Regions from separate parts of the Mus musculus genome. Here region 2 is linked to region 1. A link is a loop called in an ENCODE intact Hi-C map of the cell type or tissue named here. Cell type or tissue: heart. All regions are shown on one strand.

Evidence for each region. A loop is a pair of places that touch in the nucleus more often than their neighbours do. Peaks named below come from ENCODE experiments on the same cell type or tissue, not always from the same donor. Only the 100,000 strongest peaks of a DNase experiment are listed, where the experiment ranks them.
Region 2: a loop joins it to region 1, with 4 times the contacts of the local background. A loop is called at or near these places in 3 of 42 quality-filtered maps.

What each region holds. Positions count from the first base shown.
Region 1 is chr8:70,135,747-70,143,746 of GRCm38, reverse strand. Rfxank (regulatory factor X-associated ankyrin-containing protein) reads left to right here and starts at 4,550. Exons shown (of 9, transcript NM_011266.2): 1 at 4,550-4,826; 2 at 5,524-5,718; 3 at 7,457-7,537. The coding sequence starts at 5,532. Gm45929 (predicted gene, 45929) reads right to left here and starts at 4,248. Exons shown (of 9, transcript NM_001310055.1): 1 at 3,975-4,248. Borcs8 (BLOC-1 related complex subunit 8) reads right to left here and starts at 4,248. Exons shown (of 6, transcript NM_001145552.2): 1 at 3,975-4,248; 2 at 1,771-1,883; 3 at 1,209-1,273. The coding sequence starts at 4,011. In heart, no CTCF peak of the experiment used is centred here; DNase peaks (open chromatin) are centred at 4,396 and 5,616; H3K4me3 peaks cover 2,947 bases; H3K27ac peaks cover 2,417 bases.
Region 2 is chr8:70,038,284-70,046,283 of GRCm38, reverse strand. Mau2 (MAU2 sister chromatid cohesion factor) reads left to right here and starts at 3,550. Exons shown (of 19, transcript NM_001376946.1): 1 at 3,550-3,892. The coding sequence starts at 3,599. It overlaps Sugp1 (SURP and G patch domain containing 1), which reads right to left and starts at 3,497. Exons shown (of 14, transcript NM_027481.3): 1 at 3,204-3,497. The coding sequence starts at 3,237. In heart, no CTCF peak of the experiment used is centred here; DNase peaks (open chromatin) are centred at 3,273 and 3,523; H3K4me3 peaks cover 2,957 bases; H3K27ac peaks cover 2,214 bases.

The DNA.
Region 1 (8,000 bases):
ACATGCCTTTACTTCCAGCACTTGGGAGACAGAGGGAGGAGAATCTCTGTGAGTTTGAGACCAGGCTAGTCACATAGTGAATTCCAGGACAGCCAGGGCTACACAGAGACCCTGCTTCAAACAAAACAAAGCAAAGCAAAACAAAACAAAAATGTGCAGAGGGGAAGATGGAGTCCTGTATATTCCACAAGCTCAGGCCTTTGGACATAGCCAGTGCGCACAACACAGACTTGAGACCACACTCACAGAGCCAAACAGGAGGGGGGCAGAGATATGGTCAAGGGGGTAAAAGCACTTGCCACTTAGGCTGATGACCTGAGCTCGATGCCTGGGACACACATAGATTCCTGTGATCTGTCCTGACTTCCATACAGCTATCATGGCACAAGTGCACACCCCACACCCTCACACATACACTAAATATTAGATAAAATCCATGAGTGAGTAAAAGTCATATGCAGAATGGTCTCAACTCCTTGGGAGGCTGGAGCAGAACTTTTTAAGCCTGGGTACTCAAGGTCAGCCTGGGGTGTACAAGATCCAACTCAGACACAGCAGGACAGGCAGAAGTGGTAGACACACTCAGCCCCTTCTGTCAGGGCCCTGCACTGGGCAGGAGGCAACCTAACTCTGCTTAACTGTGGTCAGGCCTAAGGCTTTGTGCTCAGCTGGGAACGAGCTGATATTCTGTGTCTGTGTGGCTTATATGAGTGAATGTGTGCTTGAGGGTGGGCAGTTGCACGTGTGTGCATCCCCGTGGGTGCATGTGTGCGGAGCCCAGAGGCTGATGCTGGCACGCTCATTGGTTGCTCTCCACCTCACTTTTCACACAAGCATTCTATCAACTAAGCCCTAGGCCCTAATTTGAGGCAAGAGTCTCTCACTTAACTAGGAATTCACCAACAGGACTAGCTCTCTAGAGGAGCCAGTTCAGGCATTCTGCTGACTTCTCAGAGCTAGAATTACAGGTGCCCATCAACTGTCAACAGGGGTGCTTCAGAGAGAATTTGTACACAGGGGACTTTATCTAATGAGCTATCCATCACTTACCCCAAGCCAGAGGCAAATAGTCACGTCCCTAAGCTCCCCAAGAAAACTGCGGGACCGTCAGAGGTGTTACGGCTGTGCTGCAATGGGGGCTGGAGACTGCAATGGGGGTTGGAGACTGGGAGCCGTGCCCTCTGCCCTGTAATGGATGTGGATCTCACCTGCAGGCGTACTCCACGGTGTATATGGCGCCCTGGCTCTGCTCTTCCCATCTCTGCATGTCAGCCTGCAGGGGTTGGGGGGCAGGTGTTAGTAGGGAAGGCTCTATGGGAGCCAGTGCTATATACAATCCCCCCATTTCCCCCCAAGCTGAGTTACTCTCTCTCTCCAAGCCTTCCTGAATTCCCTATCCTCCTAGATATCCTGGTAGGGCCCTTCCTACTCCTTGCTTAGACCACAGAGTCTTTTCCTCTGGCAGCCCTCTCTCCTCTGGGGCTCTGTGTGACTGGAAGGCCTCAAGACCTGCAAAGTCAATTCCTTCTGTGTGGCACACCCTTCCCTGGGCTCTTCCCTCACCTCGCTGGTTACTAACACAGACCAGACCATCTCTTTCAAAAGCCATCAAGGGCTGTTCCCTACATTGTCCCCCTGATGCAGCTGCTACAGCTCATCTCACCAGGGCCTCTGCTTTGAGTTCATACCCTCTGTGGATAGCACTCCACTCCTGCTCAGGAGCTGTGAGTGGACCTGGGGGAGATCCTCGGCAGGGCTGGCAGAACTCACCTTGTGCTGGGCCAGCTCTGGCAGTGAACGGCGCACATGTTCCTGTAGCCGGTACAGGGCCACTGACGGCTCGTTGGCAAGGACATAGACACTCTCGGTGAACTTGTCTGTGACTGTGTTTAATAAGGGAATTTTAATAAGTATTTAATAATTTAATAAGTATTTATTTTATTTTGAGTTATGTGTATGTATGTAAGTGTCTCTGCATGTGACTGAGTGCCAGTTTGAGGCTAGAGCTGGATTGACGGGAGGTTGTGACCTGTTCATTGTGAATGTAGGAACCAATCACATTGAGCTTAGGCATCTGTAAGATCACTAAGCACTCTTAACCACTGAGACAATTCTCTAACATTTAAAAAAAAAAAAATTGGATCTCCAGCCCAGGCTAGACTTTAGTTTTCTTTTTCTTTTTCTTTTTTTTTTTTTTTTTAAAGATTTATTTATTATATGTAAGTACACTGTAGCTGTCTTCAGACACTCCAGAAGAGGGAGTCAGATCTCATTACAGATGGTTGTGAGCCACCATGTGGTTGCTGGGATTTGAACTCCGGACCTTCGGAAGAGCAGTCGGGTGCTCTTACCCACTGAGCCATCTCACCAGCCCCCTAGACTTTAGTTTTCTGTAAGCAAGAATGACTTTGAACTCCTAATCTTCCTGCCTCCATCTCCTGAGTGCTGGGACTGCAGATGTGTGACACCATACCTAGTTTATTCAGTGCTGGACATATAACCCAGGGTTTCATGCATGCCAGGCAACACTCTGCCAGCTAAGGCCCACCCACATTACACTCCTGATTGTTCAATCTCTGAGCCCAACAGGAGTTAGAGAGGAGCCGCCAGGGTGCACCACTTTAACTGTCATCTGCAGGTCCAGGGATGGTCTCTAGACAGCAAGGCCTAACTCAAGGGGGCATCAGCAAACACATGAACTCACAATCTTCTCTCCCCAGACCCACTTTCAGAGGACATTGGTGGATGGTACTAAAGCCACTGACAGCTTCCCTCCCCCTTTATAACTGGAGCATACTGGAGAGCAGTATGGAACATCATACTAGAATCTAGTAGCTCTGGATTCCCTGTAACTCACTGTGTTGACTAAGCTGTCCTTAACTCACAGCAATTCCTCTGCCTGCCTTTGCCTCCCAAGTGCTCCCAAGGGAAGAGAAGCATGTACCACCATATCCAGCTGCCCAGAGGATGAACACAGAACTCAAAGGTGCCTAAAGTCCACAATCTCGTGAGGCCTCTACTCTGTGGCAGGAATGATGTGGAAGGCCACGTCCCTTGCTGTGTGGGAACAGCTCTGAGGTATATCACAGGCCCTGTTCCAGAAACATGCCTGCTAAGGCTGCCCTCTGCAGAATCCATTCAAGTTCCTGTTAAGCCTGTTTCCTTTACTCCAGAACTCATGTTCCTACCACAAGTCAACTGCACCAAAACCATCATCCCAGGGTAGACTTTGACCAACAGCTTTCCCAGTCAGGAAATCTCTATTCTTCCTGCTCCATCCATCAAGGATCCTGTTGCTTCCAACTTCAGTCCCCTTCATCCCCCACTCCTTCCTGTATCAGACAAGCTCTGACCAGGCTAATGGTGGCAGATGACACCAACTCCTCTTACCACGCAGGGCTCCCATCAGCTAAAGAAAATAATCTACTTATCTGGTCCTTAATATATTTTGCAGTGTCGGGGATCAAACCCAGAGCTTTGAATGCGCTGGTCAAAGTGTTTACGACTGAGCTAAAGCCCCAGCTCTTCTCTCGAGATTTGAGTTTCAATGTGCAGACCAAACTGGCCTTCAATTTCTTGTCTCTTGAGAAGAGAGGATTAGAGTATTGCGCCACCAAGCCCACATACTCCTTTACGTATTCACAGGCTAAAAACCACATTACACTGAGCAGGGACCTGGATGGATTCTGCTTTTAATTCCAACTCTCAGAAGGCAGAGAGGTTTGAGACCATCCCGGTCTACACAGCGAGTTCCAATATAGCCAGGGTTACATCCCGGGACCTTATCTCAGAAGTAGAAAAGAGCCTTTTCCTGCCCGGGATCATTATACATCACAACACCTCCCGGCGGGAGACACCGGCCTCCCTTTTCCATCGAACCCCGCAGGCCGGGAGGTCTACGGCGGCTCTTTGTCATGTACCTTCCCGCGTTGCCCTCTCTAGGCCCCTCCAACCCCTCTAGGGTCCCGCAACACCTTTCTTTCCCTTCAGCTGCATCTCAGGTTCTTCCATAGTGAAGGCAGCCAGCAGAGCCCAGAAACCGGAAGCGGAAGTCGGGAGGTTGAGACGTTTAAACGTTCAGGTATGGGTTCTGGCGTCCTGTGCGCTGGCTCCTCTTACGAGGTAACTTCTATTCAGACACGAGATAGACGGAAGGAGGCAGTCCTATGCGAGCGTGTCGGGAGGATAGAGATTTCTTGATGTTATAGTATGCCTCGTCAAGGACTCCCTGCTACACGTACAGATAATTCTCAGGGACCAGGGCAGGGAAATTGTTATGGACAAAGTAACAATAATATTCGGTCTCTTTAAATTTGACAAGTCCCGCCCATGTGTCTCCGCCCCGTGGGGCAAATGCTCCGCCCTCCCACCGTCTGTGGATCCGATTGGGGCAGACAGGAGGGGGCGGTGCATGGGGCGGGGAAGCGCACGCGCAATAAAATCTTCAGCGAGTCTAAGGCTCCTTCAGCCCTTTAGGAAGGATAGCGTGCGCATGCGCCACTGTACCCATTGGCCTCAGCGGAAGCCACGCTCCTCCCTCCAGTCTTAAAGCGCTAGAAGCAGCTTCGGGTTTTTATTTTTTATTTTTTGGTACTTTTGCAGGGCAAGGGTGCGCAGGCGCAGTGGAGGAGTTTTCCAGTAGGAGTAGTCGTCGCGTATTAAGTTGCTGCTCTATGTCCCAGGAGAGGAAGCTAGAGAACTGAGCGTCTGGTCACCAACTTGCTCTTTACGAGATCTACTGAACCAGAAAAGTTTGTGAACAGAGCTTCCTGAGTTTTGGAAGACCAAGGCTGGCAGCGTAGGGACACAGAGGAGGCTGGAGGGAGGTGAGTGGATCTTACACGTCGCATCTTTTGTTGAGTCCTAAGTCATTTTGGGGGATTCCGGCCCAAATAACCACAGTGGGACATTGATAAGTTTGACATTAGTATCTCTCTATGATGTTTTCTGATATGACCTCTCTGAGGCCTTACATCTTCACCTTATTAACGAGGGAATGAGGCTCAGCTTAGTCATAGACTAGGTTTTTATAGCTTGTAAGTGATTGGAACCCAGACTGCTGCCAGAACCCTCATTTTATTGCCTTGGCTTCTGGTGTTAATTTATTAACAATGATATTTATCTAAAGCCACAGTTTTCCCGGCGTCATAAAGCAAGGCTCAATATGCAGACCATGGCTGTCCTGGAATTCACTATTTAGACTAGGCTAGTCTTGAACTCAAAGGGATCTACCTGCCTCTGCCTCCCAAGTACTAGGACTAAAGGTGTGCACTATCATGCCCCACCTAACCAAGCTCCAGCCCCAGATAAGAACTCATTTATTCATTTATTTTGTGGGCAGGCTGTGCTGTGGGTTTGGTGTGGAGGTCAGAGGACAATTTACCAGGGTCAGTTTTTTCCCTCCACCCTGTGGGTTCCTGGAATCAAAATTGGGTCATCTGACTTGGTGACAAGCGCCTTTACCAACTGAGCCATCTTGGGGACCACGAGATTTGGCTAATTACTGTCATCTCTTCACTCCAGCTTCCTCCATGGAGCCCACTCAGGTTGCAGAGAACCTTGTCCCAAACCAGCAACCTCCTGTTCCTGACCTAGAGGATCCTGAGGACACCAGAGATGAGTCCCCAGAGAACTCAGACACTGTCGTCCTCAGCCTGTTCCCCTGCACCCCAGACGCTGTGAATCCTGAAGCAGATGCCAGTGCATCCTCACTGCAGGGTGAGAACCACTCTGGGCTCTGGTGAGGGAGACTGTCAAGTTCCAGACCACATCTCTGCTTTCATCACTCTTCCCCTCCACCCTCCTAGGTTATTTTTATTGTCGTGTATGTGTGTGTGTGTGTGTGTGTGTAATATGGTACATGTATGTAGAAGTATATATAAAATATATATTCCTGCTGGGCGTGGTGGCGCACGCCTTTAATTCCAGCACTTGGGAAGCAGAGGCAGGTGGATCTCTGAGTTTGAGGCCAGCCTGGTCTACAGAGTGAGTTCCAGGATAGCCAAGGCTACACAGAGAAACCCTGTCTCAACCCCCCCCCAAAATATATACATATATATGTGTATATATATGTATGTGTACATATGTGTGTGTGTGTGTGTATTCTTTAAAGATTTGCCAGGTATGGTTGGCACATAACTTTAATCCCAATACTCAAAAGACAAAGGCAGGTAGTCCCCGGAGTTCTAGGACCACCAAGACCTCATAGAGAACCCTGTCTTCAAAAGGGTGGTGGGGGTGGGCAGAGTGACAGCTGAGTTGTTTAGAGAACTTGTTCTTTCAGAGGGCACAGGCTCATGAAATTTTATAGTTGGGAAAGTTTTTCTCTATCATAATAGTGTTGTAAATGATTTAGAAAGTAAAGCGTTGGTTTCCCCGGGGATAAGGTCATGCTAGTGACCCCATCTCTAGGGATGGTTTCTTACCCTTATTCTCATTTAAGATCTTGGCCTAGGCTACCAGGCCAAGAACATGTAAATAAGAAAAGGAATAAGAGCCGGGCCGTGGTGGCACACACCTTTAATCCCAGCACTTGGGAGGCAGAGGCAGGAAGATTTCTGAGTTCGAGGCCAGCCTGGTCTACAAAGTGAGTCCAGAACAGCCAGGGCTACACAGAGAAACCCTATCTCGAAAAACCAAAGAAAAAAAAAAAGAAAAGGAATAAGAAAAAATAAAACAGATAGGTTGCCAAGAGAACAATATTTTTTTCTCCAGCGAAGAGTTCCACAACCGGTTCCAGGAGGCCTCCCCCTTTGTAGGTCGATTGCCTCAGTCTGTGGAACTTGTCACACAGATCCTACTGGAGGTGGTGTGGCACAGAAGAGGGCATTAGATCACTGGAACTGGACTTACCATAGACTATGAGGCAACGGGTGGGTATCATGATCCAAATCCAGGTCCTAGGGCAGAACAGCCAGTGCTCTAACCACTGAGGCACATCTCCAGCGTCTGTGTGTGAGCAGTGCAGGTGTCCACAGAGGCCAGAGGCATCAGGTACCCTGAGGCTGGGGTTCCTCACAGGCAGGTGCTAGGAACCACCTCTGCAGGGGTCCTCTGCAAGAGCAGCAAGCACTCGTGACCAGCAAATGATCCATCTCCAGCTCCTTGTTTCTTGTTCTGGTGTGTGCTGGACCACCACACTGCATCCACAGCCCTTCTGCCCCCACCTGCTCCTCCTGTTCCTTTGCCATAGGGCTCCATTCTGTGGTCTCAACTGAGCTGGAATTCCCTGTGTAGCCCAGGCTGGGAATGTGGCCTGTGCCACCAGGCCCTTCATCTTCCTTTCACTTAAGAAGATTATTAATTTACGGTTAATGTCTGTGAATGTCTGTGTGAATGTGGGTGTGCACGTGGAGATCAGAGGGGTGGTCTTCTTAAGCCTGGAGCCTGCAGCATCTGTCCTGACACCCTTGGGACAAGCCCAGACCCCAGGGAACAGCCCTTCCTCTTCCTGCAGGAAGTTTCTTGAAGCACTCCACAACCCTCACAAACCGGCAACGTGGGAATGAGGTCTCAGCTCTGCCAGCCACCCTGGACTGTAAGTAGAACTCAAGTAGGGGTGGGTCTAGAGGATTCCTTACAAGCTCCATGGTGCTCTATGGCCCTGCAGTTGGGGCGGGAGATCAGAAGTTCAAGGTCATTCCTAGCTACTTACAGAATAGGAGGTCAGCCTAGATTACATGAGATCCTGTAACAAAAACAAGAAAGAACGAAAGACCACAAGGGATTGGGGAATGTAGCTTAGTGGGTAAAGTGCTTATGGCTCAGTGGCTAGAGTACTTGTAGCTTAGTGGATGGAGTGCTTATAGCTCAGTTGTCAGAGTGCTTGTAGCTCAGTTGGTAGATTGCTCAGCTAGCATGCACAAAGTCCTGAGTTCTATCTCAGTCTCCTCGTAATACTGCGAATAGTAGCGCATACCTGTCATACCAGCACTCATGAGAATTAGCAGTTCTATGTCATCCTTTGCTACACAGAGCAAACATGTACCAAGTTGCAGGCC
Region 2 (8,000 bases), 97 kb after region 1:
GATAAGGCACCCAGATTTACATGAGCTCTCTCTGGGCATCAAGCTCCGATCCTCATGTTCACACAGCAAGAATTTTACCCAGTGATCCATCTCCTCAGACCTCCATAAGTCTTTTAATCTGTATTTCTTTATTTAGATCTCACATAGCCCAGGCTGGTTACAACCTCACTGTATAGTCAAGAGTGATGCTGAACTCCTTCTTTTCTGTGCCTCCAAAGCAGGGGTTCTTAACCTGTGGGTCAGGACCCCTTCAAGAGGTCACATATTGTACACCAGATATTTACATTACAATTTACAACAGTAGCAAAACTACAGTTATGAAGAAGCAATGAAATAATTTTATGGTTGAAAGTCACCATAACATGAGAATTATATTAGAAAGTCATAGCATTAAGAAGGTTGAGAACCGTCAGGCAGTGGTGGAGCATGCCTTTAATCCTAGCATTTGGGAGGCAGAGGCTGGCGGATTTCTGAGTTCATGGTCAGCCTGGTCTACAGAGTGAGTTCCAGGACGCCAGGGATACACAGAGAAACCCTGTCTCGAAAACCAAAAAGAAGAAGAAGAAGAAGAAGGAGGAGGAGGAGGAGGAGGAGGAGGAGGAGGAGGAGGAAGAGGAGGAGGAGGAGATGATGGTGGTGGTGGTTGAGAACCACTGATCCAAAGTGTTATGATTATAAGCTTGGGTTGAGTCAGCCAATTCTACTAATTTTTTTTCCTTAGTTTTAATATGACCTTGGGGACAGGGAGATCATTCTGACATAGAGAAAGTGCACAGACAGCAAGATGACCAAAACAAATCACTGGCTTTGAGCAAAAATGCCAGTGCCATGTGTGTACACACACAGCAGTCATCCAGTCTAAGGCAGGAGGTACATGCTTTCCAGACAAACACAGGCTTAATGAGACTCTGCTTCATTAAAATAGGGCTGTAGGGCTGGAGAAATGTCTCAGTGGTTAAGAGTACCGACTGCTCTTCCAAAGGTCCTGAGTTCAAATCCCAGCAACCACATGGTAGCTCACAACCATCCGTAATGAGATCTGATGCCCTCTTCTGGTGCATCTGAAGACAGCTACAGTGTATTTAGATATAATAATAAATAAATCTTTTTTAAAAAGAGAGAAAGAGAGAACTACTGTTCTCAAAGATTAAAAAAAAAAGTGTCTACTATCATTTAAAAAAAAAGGGGGGGGGCGTAGTTGGGTCTTTAACCCCAGAGTTGGTGAGGCAGAAGGAGACAGATCTCTGTAAGTTCAAGTCCAACCACAGATATGTACTGAGACCCTGTCTCAAAACAAAACAACAACAAACCCTAGAATTGTATCCTAAGGGTTCTCAGGAAAAATTCTACATTTATCTAAATATATTTTTTAAAAGGTTTGGGGGTGGGTGACTGTGTACCATGTGACTGCCTGGGAGTTATAAATGCTTGTGAGCTGACAAGTGGATGCTAGATATCAGGTACTCTGCAAGAACAGCAAGTACTCTTAACTGCTCAGCCATCTCACCAGCCCATTTTCTTCCTATGTAGACCAGACTGGCTTCCACTTGAAACAAGCCTCCTCCCTCTGACTCTCCAGTGCAGATCACAAACATGTGCCACTATGCTATGTTTAAACACTAAATTTGTATGTATGTGCATAGGCACTGTGCAAGCCAGAGGTTGACATCAGGTATCTTCTCTTTCTTTTTTCTCCCCCTTGTTTGTTTTTTATTTTCTCAAGACAGGGTTTCTCTGTATAGCCCTGGAACTCACTTTGTAGACCAAGCTGGCCTCAAACTCAGAGACCCACCTTTACCTTCCAACACCTGGCACTCACTCTGTAGACCAGGCTGGCCTCAAACTCACTGAGACCAACCTGCACTTTCCAATGTCCCAAGTTCTAGGACTAAAAACATAGGCCATCACTCACCAACTTAAAAAAAAAAGACAGGGTCTCAGTTTGCACAGCCCTGGTTGACCTTGAATTCAGATGTCCACCTACCCCTCAGGAGTTGGGATTAAAAGCATTCCTATTGTCGCTCTGCCTAATTTTTTGGTACAGAGCAGCTCACAAAACCTTAAAGCCCGTTTCAGTGCGTGGCTGCCAATACACCCCAGGAATCCACCTGTGTCCAGTCCGAAGTCCTGTGCTTTCAGGCACACAACAGTACATCTGGCTTTTTTACATGAGTACTGAAGATGGGGAGCCAGGTCCTCACTCTTGGGCAACAAGCATTTTAACTACCACCATCTCGTCAGCCCTTAAATTCTAAATGTTGAAAGCAAAACTGACTCCCTAGACACTACCAGAGTTGACACCCCTAATTATTTCCATTTCATTCATAACAATCTCCAAGGAGACAATCCTAGTCCACTCTGAGGCCTATCCAGCCTCTGTGGTGAAACCTCTGCCTTCCTATAGACAGCATCTACTCATATGGAACATCTTGTACTCAAGAAAGACTTTTCATGGAGCCAGAGAGATGGCTCAGAGGTTAAGAGTGCTTGTCACTCTTCCAGAGAATCCAAGCAAACATCCAGGTGGCCTACTATAACTCCAGCTCCAGGTACTCACACACAAAGACATAAAGACAAATGGATTTTTAAAAACTGTTAAGCCTTCCCTGACCTTCAATATATTAGCAGCATCCAACCTCACGTCACGAGAACTAGTTCTTTGCAAAATTTGCTTCCAGGTGCACTGACACGCAAGCTTAGCACAGCGTTTGGCACCCAGCAAGTGTGGAAGCATATGGTGAATGGGCAAATGCATTTCATCCTAGGGGCACAGGGAGAGCTAAACCCGTAACCGTGGGAAACCGCCCTGGCTGACCCAGTGCAGTTCGGAAACGCACATTTCCCACAAGGCAGGACCCAAGCCAAAGGGGACCGGAGGGGCAGGAGGGATGTCCCAGGCTGTCCGCTGTGGATGCCACCGGCCCGAGAGCAGTTTATTGGGAAAGCCCATGCGGTTCCCACCCGGCGCCCAGGCCTTTGAGGGAGACCAGGAGCGCTCCTCAGCCACGGGCGGGGGTTGGGGGGCGAACCCGAGTCTGGGGTCTCGGCAGACCAGAGAAGGGCACACGCAACGTTACTGTAAGTTTCCCTGGGGCTGAGGCGAGAAGTCCGCGTGTCAGGTCCGTGACAGAAAGTAGGGTGAACAGGAGACGTGCAGTCGCGAGAACCCAGGCGGGCGGCGAAGGGAAGTCGGGGGATGTTACCTGCAACATCCCGGTTGTCCATCTTGAGACTCATCCAATCCCACAATGCTCCGGCGCCACCTGAGAAGAGGGAGGCTCTGTTATAGTGCGCTTGGTCTGATGGTAAATGTAGTCCTTCTCCGACAATCTCGTCCAACCCCCTTCTAGGACACCGGGCGTCTTCTCCACAGAAACGCCGGCGTCAGTTCACGAACGTGTATTACTCTCAGTTACGATGATGCAGAGGTATCATCCTCTCCTCAGAGTCTTCCTCAGTCGGAGCCACTTCGAACACACACCATAAGACCCAGAAGTCCTTGCGTAGCAGTTCTCGCGAGAATTGCGGGTCGCCAGGCCCCGCCCCTCAAGGTGCTTCCGCCTCTCTGTGGAGGCGGCTTGTTGTTGTGCGGGCCAAGATGGCGGCACAGGCGGCGGCTGCGGCGCAGGCGGCGGCTGCAGCTCAGGCTGCCGCCGCACAGGCCGCACAGGCCGAGGCAGCCGAGTCGTGGTATCTGGCTCTCCTGGGTTTCGCCGAGCACTTCCGAACATCTAGCCCGCCCAAGATCCGCTTGTGCGTTCATTGCCTGCAGGCCGTGTTCCCCTTCAAGCCGCCTCAGCGGATCGAGGCCCGGACGCACCTGCAGCTCGGCTCGGTGCTTTACCACCACACGAAGAACAGCGAGCAGGCGCGCAGCCACCTGGAGAAGGCGGTGAGTGTGCGGGCCAGGCGGGCGGGCCGCGGGTACCGGGGACTCGATCCTCTCCGCCTCGTCGGGCTTGGGACTTCCGAAGGCCTCGCCCTCACCTGCGGTGACAGACGCGGCTCCGCCACGCCCTCTCACCCGGGAACCGGGAAAGTTGTCCCTCTTCAGCTACTTGGTGCTTGCATCGGGGACCCTCCTAGTCGGGTGGCCGCGGGAACAGGACCCAGAGCGTCAGCCTAGAAGCACCTACCTAAGGAAGAGATGCGAGCTCCCTGACGTGTGAAAGCGAGGTCGCAGGAAATCTGAAAGTCCAGGACTTCTGACAGTCAGGTGTCTAGGTCTGGAGTCCCAGATCCTTGTGGCATGGATATTGGGGAAGGTGAGGCCTTCAGCCTCTTGTTGAACGTTGTTGCCTTGTGAGGACCTGAAGTGCAGAAAGTAGCTTCTAGAGTCACTTGCACCTCGGGGGTCTGGAGGTCAGTCTCACTGTTGGTGGCTTCTTCTCCCACCACGAAATGGTCCATCTTTGAAAGAGTCCCCACTCCGCCTCCAACTTGATTTGTGACGTCTTGGTGCTTCACAGAATTTCAAGAGGTAGCTGTCATTCAGCTTCTCAGTAAGACTTGTTTCTTCTCATGGCAACTGTGTCTCTTCCACACCTCCGCCTCTTTTTTGCCATTTTCCTATCTTTGTTTCCTTGACTATTCAGATGTTTAATGTTCTGACCTGCAGACAGTCTAGTAAATTGCCTTCAGGAGGGGATCAAAATTCTTGTTTCCCACACTGTGCATAGTTAGAGCTTCTAATCCTCACTGAACCAATAAACTTCCTTATTTCAAGAGTGAAACCGTATAGGCTTAGCTAAGTAAAGTGATTTAGCAAAGACCACACTGTGTGAAGTTTGGGTTTTTTGTTTGTTTTTGTGTTGGGGGGGGTTGTCGTGGTCTTACACGATGTAGCAAAGAATTGGTCTCAATTCCCAGCTGTCATCCTTCCTGGCCACCCAAGTACTGAGATTACAGGCATAGTTGCACATACCTGTGATGTACATGTTCAAGGGAGAGGCAAGAGGCTAGCCTCGGCTACACAGGAAGAATATCTCAAAGAAAGCAGGTCTGCTTAGATGACTTTGTGGGTAAAGGCTTTTGCAGCACAAGCCTGATAACTTGAGTTTGAGTGGAAGGTGAACACTCTCAAAAATTGCCTTCTGATCTCCAAATTTGCCTGCACTCATACATATCATACACAACAAATAATACCATTAATTTTAAAAAATTATAATCAAAAAGAGCTGGGTAGGGTGGCAGATGCCTTTAATCCTGGCACTCAGAAGACAGGCACATGGATCTCTGTGAGTGTTGCCAAAGAGTCAGGGCTACATAGAAGACCTTGTCTCAACAGAACCAACCAGGGATGGGACTGGAGAGATGGCTCAGCAGTTCTGAGCACTAACTCTTCTTTCAGAGATCCTGAGTTCAATTCCCAGAACCATCTGTACTGGGATCTGATGCCCTCTTCTAGTGTGTCTGAAGACAGCTTACAGTGTGCTCACATACATTTAAAAAAGAGGTGAAACCTGAGCTGGGCAGTGGCAGGGTAGGCAGTTCTCTGAGTTTGAAGCCATCCTGGTTCACAGAGGAGTTCCAGGACAGCCAGAGCTACATAGAGAAACCCTACCTCAAAAAGACCAAAAACCTGGGCTAATCAAATTTGTGAGTTAAAAAAAAAGATACAATTATTTTTAATTATATGTGTGGATATATGCTCTTAAATGTTGTGCCCACTGAATCAAAGTTCTGAGTACCCTGGAGCTGGAGTTAGAGTTATATGTGAGCTGCCTGATGGAGTTTCTGGGAACCAAACTTGGGTCCAGTGCAGAGTAATATGTGTTGTTAACTACCCATCTCTCTCTAGTCACCTCAGTTTAATGATCACTAGTTTCTGTACTAGAATAAGATGTCATTATTGTGTTAGTGCTTTTTGCTGTTGTTGTCTTATTCATTCATCAAGGAGTTATTTGTTCCCCTCCCACCAAGTGTCAAGCCTGTCCTGGACTGTCTGGGTATGAGCAGACTGAAAAGTCCTGCGCATGGTAGCTTTTTCTTTAGTGAGACTAGCATTCAATAAGGCTATTAGTATAAGAGCTATGGACACTGGACCAGAGGAAGGGATAGAGTTGATAATAGGGATGAGGGAGCCTCTTATTTGCATGAATGACATTTGAATGGTGTGAGCTAGTGAGCCCATTCAAGGTTTCAGGTCAATAACAAGGTGTGCCTGGGGCCAGAAGTGGATTGGAGCATCCAGGGCAGTAGTGAGTGAGGTTGACCCTGCCAAGTGCCAGGCTTCAGTGTAGGTGCAAGCCGGAGGCTGCCAGGGCCTGGCTGGTTCTGAAATGTTCTTTTCTTATTTGTTCAGGGCAGTTAATCCCACTACCTTCCTTTCCCCTTTGTTTCTTTGGGTGTCAGTGTGTCCTCGTATTTCATCCACAGAGCCCCGTGCAATCATGCCTGCAGTTGCTCTCTTTTAGCACTTGGCTTTGAACCAGTAATTAAAACCCTGACCCTTGTGAAGTACTTTCCCTTGGTGTAACAGAAAGCTGACTCCTGAAAGATCTCCCACAGCATCACATTGTGCCCTCCATCAGTCACCCCAGCTCAATACCTCTAAAACTCTATTAGTCACAGTTGCTCCTCCATTCATGTACCCTGAGTTTTATTTTAAATGACATTATTGTCCTTGGAGTGGCCCTAGGACCTTGTCCATAAGCCACTATCTTGTGCAAAGCTGGGCGGTGGTAGTGTACGCCTTTAATCCCAGCACTCGGGAGGCAGAGGCAGGCGGATTTCTGAGTTCGAGGCTAGCCTGGTCTACAAAGTGAGTTCCAGGACAGCCAGGGCTATACAGAGAAACCCTGTCTCAAAAAAAAAAAAAAAATGAGGGTCCAAGTGCAGATCCCAGTGTCCATGGGAAGGATCTGACATGGCCAGTATGCCTACACATGACCCCATTGGGAACCCCAGTGTAGTGGCTGCTGAGGAGCAGAGACAAGTGGAGCACTAAGCCTTGCTGTCTAGTAGCTTGCCTCCTCTCAAGGGAGTAAGGGAAATATAGAGCCTGATGCTTAACCTCCACATTCCGGTGCATATGCACACACACCTACTCACACAAAGCAAATTGTCAGATTGGATAAGATCATATACATGTGTGTGTGTGTGTGTGTGTGTGTGTGTGTGTGTGTGTGTGTGTGTACATATATATATATATACACACACACATGCGTGCACACACATATTTGTTTAAAAAGCAAAAGATAGATGGTGACACTTTTTTTTTTAAGATTTATTTATTATTATACCTAAGTACACTGTAGCTATCTTCAGATGCACCAGAAGAGGACATCAGATCTCATTACGGATGGTTGTGAGCCACCATGTGGTGGCTGGGATTTGAACTCAGGACCTTTGGAAGAGCAGTCGGTGCTCTTAACCACTGAGCCATCTCTCCAGCCCGACACATATTTTTAATATCCTAGGGACAGAAGCAGGTGGATCTGAGACTTGGATGAAGCCTGGTCCTGAAATCAGCTCTAGGCTGGGCGTTGCTATATAGTAAGTCCCTATCTCAAAGGGAAAAAGTAAAGACAGCAACAACAGTGACAACAACAAAAAACCAAGTCAACAGAAATAACAGGTAGCACCTGACACTGCACCCCACCTCACAAAACAACAAGTCCAAAAGGAAACCTCAAGCAATCCCACTGGATTCTGGAGAGCTAACAATCACCTTGTACCCTGTGAACTAAAGAGTTCTTATCTTGACTGCTTTTTAAAAAAAAACAAAAATATCACAAGGAAGAGATACAATTCTTGAGCCTTATACAGCACAACAGCTGAGTTAGGATACATTGTGTAATTTTTACTTTTGTTTGTTTCTTTGAGGGACTCATTATTCATCTTAGGCTGGCTTCAAAATGAGTTATGTAGGTGTGGCCTTGGAATTCTTATGTTCCAGCTTCTCCCTCAGTGCTGAGGCTATAGGTATATGCATGGGTTTTAGGTGGATGCCAAGGATGGAAGGCAGAACTGTACTAGGCAAGCACTCTACCATCTGA